2 separate regions of the Homo sapiens genome follow, and region 1 is linked to region 2. A link is an interaction called in ENCODE POLR2A ChIA-PET data of the cell type or tissue named here. Cell type or tissue: A673. All regions are shown on one strand. Region 1 overlaps INPP4B (inositol polyphosphate-4-phosphatase type II B). Region 2 overlaps INPP4B (inositol polyphosphate-4-phosphatase type II B).

The links. ChIA-PET counts read pairs that join two places held together with the same protein. Peaks named below come from ENCODE experiments on the same cell type or tissue, not always from the same donor. Only the 100,000 strongest peaks of a DNase experiment are listed, where the experiment ranks them.
Region 1: POLR2A ChIA-PET joins it to region 2 with 5 read pairs; 9 of 35 experiments call an interaction of 5 or more read pairs at or near these places.

Annotation. Positions count from the first base shown.
Region 1 is chr4:142,398,777-142,403,776 of GRCh38, forward strand. INPP4B (inositol polyphosphate-4-phosphatase type II B) reads right to left here. Exons shown (of 26, transcript NM_001101669.3): 7 at 4,162-4,278. Among named protein-coding and RNA genes, the nearest start is that of INPP4B, 450 kb to the right of the region's middle. In A673, no CTCF peak of the experiment used is centred here; a DNase peak (open chromatin) is centred at 4,385; H3K4me3 peaks cover 800 bases; H3K27ac peaks cover 2,854 bases.
Region 2 is chr4:142,331,891-142,336,890 of GRCh38, forward strand. The region is part of intron 7 of INPP4B (inositol polyphosphate-4-phosphatase type II B); the gene reads right to left. Among named protein-coding and RNA genes, the nearest start is that of INPP4B, 510 kb to the right of the region's middle. In A673, no CTCF peak of the experiment used is centred here; no DNase peak of the experiment used is centred here.

The sequences.
Region 1 (5,000 bases), 67 kb after region 2:
TTTCTGAAAGTTTCAAATACAGGGTTGCTAGTAACTGGCAGTAAAAAAATGTCTTAGGACTACATCCTTCCCTGAGAAACGCTCGGTGTCTACTGGATACCAGTTTCTGTCCTATAAGCAAAGAATTTAACAAGCTGATGGTACCACAAACATTTATTACTTTCAGAGCAAAAAGAGGGGTGTCAATGTATACTTCTGCAAAATAGAGTAGAAATTCAAATTTCTACCATGGGCAAAAATAAAAATAATTTTGTGACCTAATATATGTTTGCAGATTTGATGGCTGTCCTCAGAGGGTGTTGGAAGAGGCTTACTCATCAATATCTTCCACAGCACCATGTTGCATGGGATGAATGGGAAAAAGAGACAAAGTTTTATGGTGATGTTCTTTTCCTTTCTAAATTTCCTTTTGCTTTTTTTTTTTTTTTTTTTTTTTTTTGAGTCGGAGTCTCGCTCTGTCACCAGGCTGGAGTGCAGTGATGTAATCTTGGCTCACTGCAACCTCTGCCTCCCAAGTTCAAGATATTCTCCTGCCTCAGCCTCCTGACTAGCTGGGATTACAGGCGTGTGCCACCACGCCCAGCTAATTTTTGTATTTTTAGTAGAGATGGGGTTTCACCATGTTGGCTAGGATGGTCTCAATCTCTTGACCTCATGATCCACCCACCTCAGCCTCCCAAAGTGCTGGGATTACAGAGCCACTGTGCCCAGCCAATTTCCTCTTGCTTTTAAGTTTCTGCTGTAACATATGAAAGACTCAGAATCCCACAGCTTGACTCTTTAGGGCTAAACATTGTAAATGATGTCCTGAAAATACTTTTGTCTAAGTTTCAGTTTCCAGCAGTTTTAAAATAAAGCCTAAAATTAGTATACATCCAGAAGATATCAACTTTACTATACGAACTAGGGTTCTCATAGCCTAGCCATGGGCTTCAATTTCAGGCTTTAAAATTGCCATCAGACAGTGGAATGTTATGGCAGCTCATCCTGAGGAAATAATTTCCTTATAGTGAGGAAAATAATCAAAAGATCACTCTAATACTAATACATAAAGACCCTTCACTCCATATGCCCCACCCCTCCCCCACCTGCTAAGCATTCTGTATCCGTCTGCCAACTTATGGCAGTGAATGGGAAGGATGAAGGATGTAGTAGAAGGAAACAATAGTTATGCTGAATCAACAGTTAGACTCTTCTCATTTGTTATGATGATTAATTGCATTTCTGCTGAAGTTACTAAGATAATCAATCCTAGATCCAGTTTTTTAGAGGAGCACAAGAACAACTAGTTAGTGAGGTAACATCTGCATCAAGAGCACAGAGAAAAGGCCATCATTTCTCTTTAAAAACATCTAGTACAAATATGTATGCAAATGATATGAAATGGCAAAGTAACGTGTTTATTTCACCGGTTATCTCCAAGTAATAAGCTCAATAGGAAAACACAAGCAATTTAGTCATCTGACTCAACTAATTAGTATTCAACCAATATAGAAGATCTGATCGTCCTGAATCAGTCTAGTATGATCAATGGTTTGCTAGGACCAAATATTTAAACTATCTTAAAACACATGCACACAATTTATTAACCTTCCAAAACATACAAATATTCACCATCTCATCTCTTATGCCTTTAGAATATTATGATCTTAATATATTTAGGTTAAGTGCTTATAATTATAAGCTGTACTTTAAGCCACTTGCTGCCTTCCTCCATCATTCACTTTAAAGAAAAACTTAAGAAATGAAAGAAAGGGGCAAAGATAAAGACCACATGTCCATAGGAACTATTAGCATATTAATCTACTGTGTTTCTATGTACACTTCCATCACCAAAGCTATGTTAAGGAAGAGGTTATGCCTTAATCAACAGTGCTTGATAAATGCAATCTGGGTGTATTTCTTAAGTATGTTCAAATTTCACAAGTCTTACTTCACAGTAGGGGTTCCAGTTCATTCCATACTTTTACGCCATAACACCTCTGATCAAGGAAGAAAGTCTTTAAAAGACCCCAAATAATTAGTTTCCAGAACTAAAGTCAACAAAAAGCATAATTAATGAGTACATTAGTTGTCTATCTCCAAAGCATTAACATTCATGCACATTTTAAATGAAGGAGATTGAAGGAGATAGAAACACATTTGGCATGTAATATTTCTAACTCTGATACTTCTAAATACTTCACAAACCCAAGAATTTAGGGGCAACATTTTCACTTCTGTAGCACAGTGTTCCTATAACTCAGCCCTTTCCATGCCCCACCCTATGTCTTCGGACTGTTGGAGAATTAAATTTAATCAGCGGCTTTGCAGAACGTAAAATCCTATAGTTTCTCCTCTGCTTTTCCTTTTGTCCTGATCATTTCTCTGCACAGTTGCATCACCCACTCCCACCTTCCACTTGAACTATATCTCCCTCCTCCCCAACTTTATGATTCTTTCACCTTTTCCTCCACTTCTCTCTCTCCTCTGGCAAAAGGTTGAAAACAAAAACAGCAACAAAAAACCGTGGGTGAGAGCTCTGGGCATAATTTATCAAAGCTGGTCTAAATATCCCAGCTGCAGTCTACTCCTTTTTCACATTACCTCAAAAACCAAAGAAGTTGGAAAGGAAAAGACAAAACTCCCAGGCAAATATTTTTCAGTTGCCAGTTTTAACCCAAATTTTTACCTTTTTTGTTCAAAGAAGTAATAAACAGCAAATGTAGGGTCACTTGAGAAAAAACAAAATTAGTAAATATAGAAAATTATTTTGGTTAATACTCCCTTAATTGATTTTTACTATTTATAAGAAAGCATGAGGCAGCTGCCAAAACAATAACAGCAATAATAGCAGTAACTTACCCTTATTAATTACTCTGTAACAGTCAGTAACACTTTACGTATATTAATTAATTTAATCCTTACAACAATCCCATTAGGTAAATATTTTAAAAGATGAAACAAGGGAACCAAGAATTTCCTCTCCCAAAGCCAGTATATGGAACGGAATCAGAAAATATGGCTCAGAATCTGCCTTCTTAAGAATTGTACCAGATAGCCACAACTGTTTTGTTTCCATGTACATATGCTGTGCATTTACTTGAGTCTTTGTTCTGCAATTTTAAAGAAATGAACTTTTCTGGGGCTAAGATGCATAGAAATCCCTTCAATATAGAATATTTTTTTCCATTAAATGTTCCCACTATTAGACTAAGTTTTGTGGTAAAGAATGGAAAGAAGAGAAAGTCATGAGCAAAACAGAAATGCCGAAGTGAGGGCAGAGTTCAAAGTGACATTTTCCCTATACAAGGCACTGTGGGATTCCCCAGGTCCAGCAGCATCCCTTAGCTTCAACCAGAACTCTCCTGGAACCCACTGGTCCACCTGCCATTAAAGAGTTTACTGCCTCATGCTACAATATTGACCTTCAAGTCTCTCATAGCTCCCTGCCTTGAAGACACATACAAATTCATGCTAATGGAAGAAATTTAAAGGAGAGAACTGCCTTCCCCTTTTCATTACCTCCCCAATAGCATTTTCTCCTGTCCAAGAATTTTAAGAGTGTCCTCTATAGTGCCTAACCAGGAAGGATGATGCAATTGGAGGAATATGCAGACCAGTTAGGAAGATTGAAGAATTTAGGACAAAAGACCACTGGGATTTTGCCTGGCCTTCTTGAAAAGAGAGCAGTTAACGTTTCTTCCTACTGTTTCCAATTACCTTCTGTTTGCTTTGGTGCCAGTAACAACATCAAGAAAAATGTAGTCAGTTTCTCTCTATACGGTATGCAATACATTGTAAAAGTAGAGCACTTTGTCAATCCCCTATTTTAGAATAATTACACTATCAAGAAAGTTTTAAATATTGCCTAATTTCCATTTGCTTTCTACCCACAATATTACCACTCTGCTGAAAACAACAACAACAAAATGTAAACCAAAAGATCAAGTCAGCTCTCCTGAAAAAGAAAAATCTGTTCCAAAAACTTTTGCTCCTAACCAATTGCCAATTTGGCAACGAGACAAACATATTTGGGAAAAAAACAACAAACGATAAACATAAGACAATCATGAACACGGTGCAAATATCCTCTTTGAAAAATGTCAGTTACACAAAAAATCCAATCGTGTGGAAAAGCATAACTTTTTCCCAAAGAAAGAAAGAAGTACCAGTACTTACGGTGTCATGAGACTTATCCTTGACATCATAGACTGTTAGTTTTATTTTGGTCTCCTCATAGATGGGATACTCAGATGGGAATGTGACACCAGTCAAAAACAGTGGGTCCCTTGTTCCCTGTAACAGCACAAGCAGACAACTTTGATTCAATAAGGCAGCAACTGTAGTTGGCAGCACGCAAGTGACACATGAGAATGCAGAAAGTGTGCCTGAGTCTGTTTTTCAAGGAAATAGTTCTATTAGAAGAGATCTGAATTGTCAAATCCTGCTCTTGGGCAACAACATGGCCCAGGGCCTTAAGGAAGTGATACAACTGCTGATAGTAAATGAACCTGCATCATTGTCAGAGCTGCCTTGAAAAAGTTTATTTTTATTATCTACAGAACCCTTCTTTAGGGTTAGTTAATTTAAAATACACTTAATAAATATAACTTGTAATTTATGCAAATAATCTAAGATATTGACTCATCAAATTAAAATGAAGCTATTTTCTCCGAAAGAACCATGTGGTAATCTTATGCTTCCATTTATTTCCTTTCTGTAATGATTCAATTGAAAATCATGCTCTGATAGTGTCCATTTGTTTTTAGATGTTCAGCTATGATTTTTTTTTTCCTCAGAATCACTTGAAAACTAATGAAAGAAACTCTAAATATGATGGATTTGAGGCTATAAAATTACTAGCTCAGGATGCAGTGCACAGGATATTTCAATGCCTCAGAATTCATTTTTAGAGCTGACATCCAGCATTAAATTTTATACATATATATTGCCGAATATCATGGAGATGTTTGCTAGAGTTCTATAAACTAATTGTCTATGGAAATTTCTGGAAGCCC
Region 2 (5,000 bases):
GAATGTACCACAAAGCTGGGGGGGTGGGGGGTGGAGGGGGAAAACCTAAGGTTGTCAGTGCATCCCCTGACCCATAAATAGGCTCATAACCAGGGTTTCTGTGTTGAAGTCTAAACTTGGAAAATCATCCATTAAGGAATTTTAAAAATGTGCTCCAATTAAGCCAATAGAGGTTTCCTTAAGTGTATTTTCCATACAGACAATGTAGCCTTCTTAAGAAAAGCTAATTTTTAGTACAGCTGTCTTGCATAATTTTTATTTCATAGCTTATTCCAAACCAAGCTATTTAACATGACAATCTGTGCTTATATTATACCATGTTTCAGGGACCTCAGATGATTTTATTTTTTAAAAAAGAAAAAATATATGACACTATAATGAGACCCTTTATTCTTGGCTTTATTTTCCGTTTAAAATAAAACCAAAGGTGGAGGTAACTACAGCTAGACATTTAGTACAGATTTTGTAATAATAATTAAGTTAGTAGCCTTCATGGGCATATCAATATTCATGAAAACAGCAATGGGATAGAAAAGCATTAAAGGCTTTTATAAAGCAAGAGAGAAATAGTTCTCAATGTCCTTGAGAAATGAGTACACTTATTAAAGGGGGAAAAAAAAGCATATATAGTTAAAAAAAAAGTTGCTTAAAAAAGGAAAAGGGGTGTTTGAGCTAGATAAACCTTTAAAAGTAATTTAATTTAACCATTTTCATGTAAAGTTAAGAAAACTGAGGCTATTGGTGGTTAAATGACTGGTCCCAAGTCTCACAATTAGATCATAACAGATCTGTGCCTAGACAATGCTTTCTTGTTTAAAACCTTCTAAAATGGGGCCCTGCGCAGTGGCTCACGCCTGTAATCCCAGCACTTTGGGAGGCCAAGAAGGGCTGATCACGAGGTCAGGAGATCGAGACCAACCTGGCTAACAAGGCGAAATCCCGTCTCTACTAAAAATTAAAAAAAAAAAAAAAAGGCCAGGCGTGGTGGCGGGTGCCTATAGTCCCAGCTACGTGGGAGGCTGAGGCAGGAGAATGGCGTGAACCCAGGAGGCGGAGCTTGTAGTAAGCCGAGATCGCGCCACTGCACTCCAGCCTGGGCGACAGAGCAAGACTCCGTCTCAAAAAAAAAAAAAAAAACAAAAAAAAAACCTTCTAAAACCGCAGACATGCAATTGCAATGAAAATATATAAAACAGAGACAGATTACATGGAAGAGCCAATCTAGGACCCACTCCGATCACAGGTGCTGAGCAGGGGCCACGTGAGTCTTGTCTGGTTTAATTAGTTGGGGTCATATGCTTTGTTCTCTCTTTTCCTGATCCTTAAAACGAGATTGTTGTATCAGCAGCACTGGAATCATTTGGGAGCTTGTTAGTAATGCAGACTCTTAAGTCCTGCCCCAGACCACTGGATTAGAATTCAGAATTAGAATCCTCATTTCATAAAATCCTTAGGTGATCCCTAAGTACATTAAAGTCAGAGAAGCCTGAAACAATTGATGCATTCGTTGAAAACGAAGGAATGTTTTCTAAAAGACCAAATCTTTCCTTTCTCGCTTTTATCTCTCATATTCTGTTTTGCAGAAATTAAAAAGGAAAAATAATAGTATATTTTGTTACAATATATTACCTATATGTTATGATGTTATAGCAAAATAGGGTTCTCATATATACAAGGAAAGAAAGACTTGTAGATAAATATCATATAATTCAACAGTGTAAGTTAACTGGATGGTCTTGTCTTTATTACAGGTACTGAATTCAACTATTTTTTATTTTTGTTTTTTTTGTATTGGACTACATTAACTCAGTTGGTCCAATGAGTTCATTTTTTTTCCAGCTTTATTGAGGTATAATTGACAATAAAAATTAAATACAGTTACTGTGCACAACTTGAGGTTTTGATGTATGTATACACTGTGCAATGATTACCACGAACCAGCTATTTAACCTGTCCATCACCTTAGTTACCTTTTTGTGTGTGCGATGAGAGCATTCAAGATCTACTCTCCTAATAACATTTAATTATACAATATAGTATTGTTAGCTATTTTCACTATGCTGCACATTTGATCCCCAGAACTTATTTATAACTGAAAGTCTGTACCCTTTGATCATCATCTTCCCATTTCCTCCTCCCCTCAGCCCCTGCCAAATACCATTCTAATTCTGTTCTGTTTCTATGAGTTTGACTTTTTTAGATTCCGCATGTGAGAACATAAAGTATTTGTCTTTCTCTGTCTGACTTAGCATAATGCCCTCAAGGTTCATCCATTTTGTTGCAAATGACAGAATTTCTTACTTTTCTTTGCCTGAATAATATTTCACCATATATATGTATACACGCACATATACACACATACATATACTTGTATGATACACACAAATACATATACTTGTATGTATGTGTACATATGTGTATATAGCTCTCTCACAATTTCCTTATTAATTCATCCATCAGAGGATACTCGGATTGTTTCCCTGTCTTGGGTTTTGGGTATTGTGAATAATGCTGCAATGAACATGGGCATGAAGAGATCTCCTTGAGATACTGACTTTGTTCCCTTTGGATATATACCCAGAAGTGGAATTGCTGGGTCATATGGTAGTTCTATTTTTAAATTTTTGAGGAACCCCCATACTGTTTTCCATATTGGCTGGCCAATTTATATTCCCAGTAAGAGTACACAGGGTTCCCTATTCTCCACACCCTTGCCAACACTTGTTATCTCATGTCTTTTTGATAATAGCCAATTTAACAGGTGTGAGGTAATATCTCATTGTGGATTTAATTTGCATTTCCCTGTTGTCAGTGAAGCTAGGCAATTTTTTCTATACCTTTGGCCATTTCTATGTCTTCTTTGGATAAATGTCTGTTCGGGTCCTTTGCCCTTTCTTGAACTGAATTATTTGTTGTTGTTGTTTTTTATTTTTTATTGTTTTGCTATTGAGTTGTTCTTTACATATTTTATATATTAGCCACTTATCAGATACATGGTTTGCAAATATTTTTCCAGTTCTATAGGTTGCCTTTTCATGTGTTGATGGTGAGCTACTTTTAAATAGTGAAAGGATAAATCTATTAGGGAGCATCTACATCTGGGGCAAACACTCCCCTGAAAGCCAGCTAGAATTCTGGCCTTCTAAGACCTCCTAAGAATAAAGCCTATAACTCAGCAGGCTGCTTAATGCTCTGTCTGCTACTTCCTGGGAAAAATGAAAAAAAAAAAAAAAAAAAAAAAAGTCTGAGTATCCACAAATTCCCAAAGCAGCTGGAGGAGTTATAAAAAGAAAGGAATTTCACCATTTCCATGAGAGCTTCTTCACTTCTCCCATTTTCTTTATTAATAGTGACTCAGATTAAAACTTGCAATAACAACAACAACAACAAAAATCTAGTTAACTGATTCCTAATATTTACTTGGGGTGGAGGATGCTTTTCTTCTCTAACGTCAGTTCTGGTCCTGTTATTTTTCTAGTCCAAAATACCTTGGGTTTACTTTTCATTATACTCCCTCAATTATCTTATCTTTTAGAATTTAGCCATTAATACCAGCATTTATTTTACTCCTCATAACCCCAAATCTCCCATGTATACCTTAAGGATGTCTTTGCTTCCTAAGTACCAGAGGGGAAGAAATACTGGTGCAAGTCTAATGGATATTTACATATATTCACATTTCCTGTTAAATTACTTACAGCTAGATTCTCAAATAATAAAATGCAATCTGAAATTTAAAAACAGTGACACTAAGCACCCTTAGGAGATAGGCAGAGTCAATCATCAAAGGGCAGAACATAGAGGAAAGTCAGTTAACTTTTAGTCAGTTGACTTTTAAAAATGGTTGATTTATTTTTATCAGAAAGAAACCTGCATACTCACATAGGTAGAGTTTAATGAATAAACACAAAGTAACACCAATGTGTAACCACTGATAGTGGCAGGAGACAGACAAATTCCTCGCCAGACAAGGGCAGGTCACCAGTGAAACCCAAACTTAAGCAAAAAGACAGCCTGAAGCCTGAAAACCAGGCTGAGGTTCTGGTACAGTCCACGACCTAGTGAGAACTTCCGTGGTGTCTCTTAGACAATCAAATGGTGCTTTTTCCAGGCCTGCCCATGGACCAATCAGCATGCATTCCTCCATTCTGATCCCATAAAAACCCCAGACTCAGCTACCCATTGGACTATCTGCTTTTGGGCTCCCTCTCACACAGAGGGCTACCCACTCTCGGGTTCCCTCCCCACTGACAGCTTTTCTTCTGTTGCTTAATAAAATTCTTCTCTGCCTTGCTCACTCTCTGTTGTCCATGTACCTCATTCCTCTTGGATATGAGACAAGAGCCTGGAACCTGCCACATGGCAGGAACAAAAGGAGCTGTAATACTGTAACCCTCCCTCCCACTTGAGGGGTAGTGGGGGAGAAAATACCGCTGGGGGCCACACACCTCTGTTCACTGTGCTGCAGGCAGAGGGAGCAAAAAGAGCAGTCACACTTCTGGAGGCCCAGACCTTAGGACTCCTTGAGCCAGAGCTGTAACATGCCCCTATCCGCCAAGCCACGGGTGGCGGGACCAAACACGTTTCTGTTCACTGCCCTGCAGGAGGCAGGAACAAACGTGAGCTGTAACATGAACAAGCTGTAATATGCCCCCACTATTTGCCACACCAGGGGTTGGGGGAAGAAGAGAGAGAAATAACACCCCCTGGGGCTTCGCAGTTGCTGGAATCTCTTGAGTTTTGGGCATGGCTGTGATTCCCCTCCTCGTCCAGATGCTGGTGCCCAAGGCGGAAGCCAATTGTAGCACGTTGGGCCCAGTCACGGGCTGCAGCAGGCCAAGTGGGCAGAGAAAGCCCAGCAGTGAGCACAGAGCTGAACAAGGCCCCAGGCAGAGGCGCCACTGGCCAGCCACAGAGATTTCTGGTTGGCCAAGTGGCACTGAAAGGATCCTGTGTCAACATTTCCTTTAGAAAAAAATGCAACTTGATTGGCAAACTAG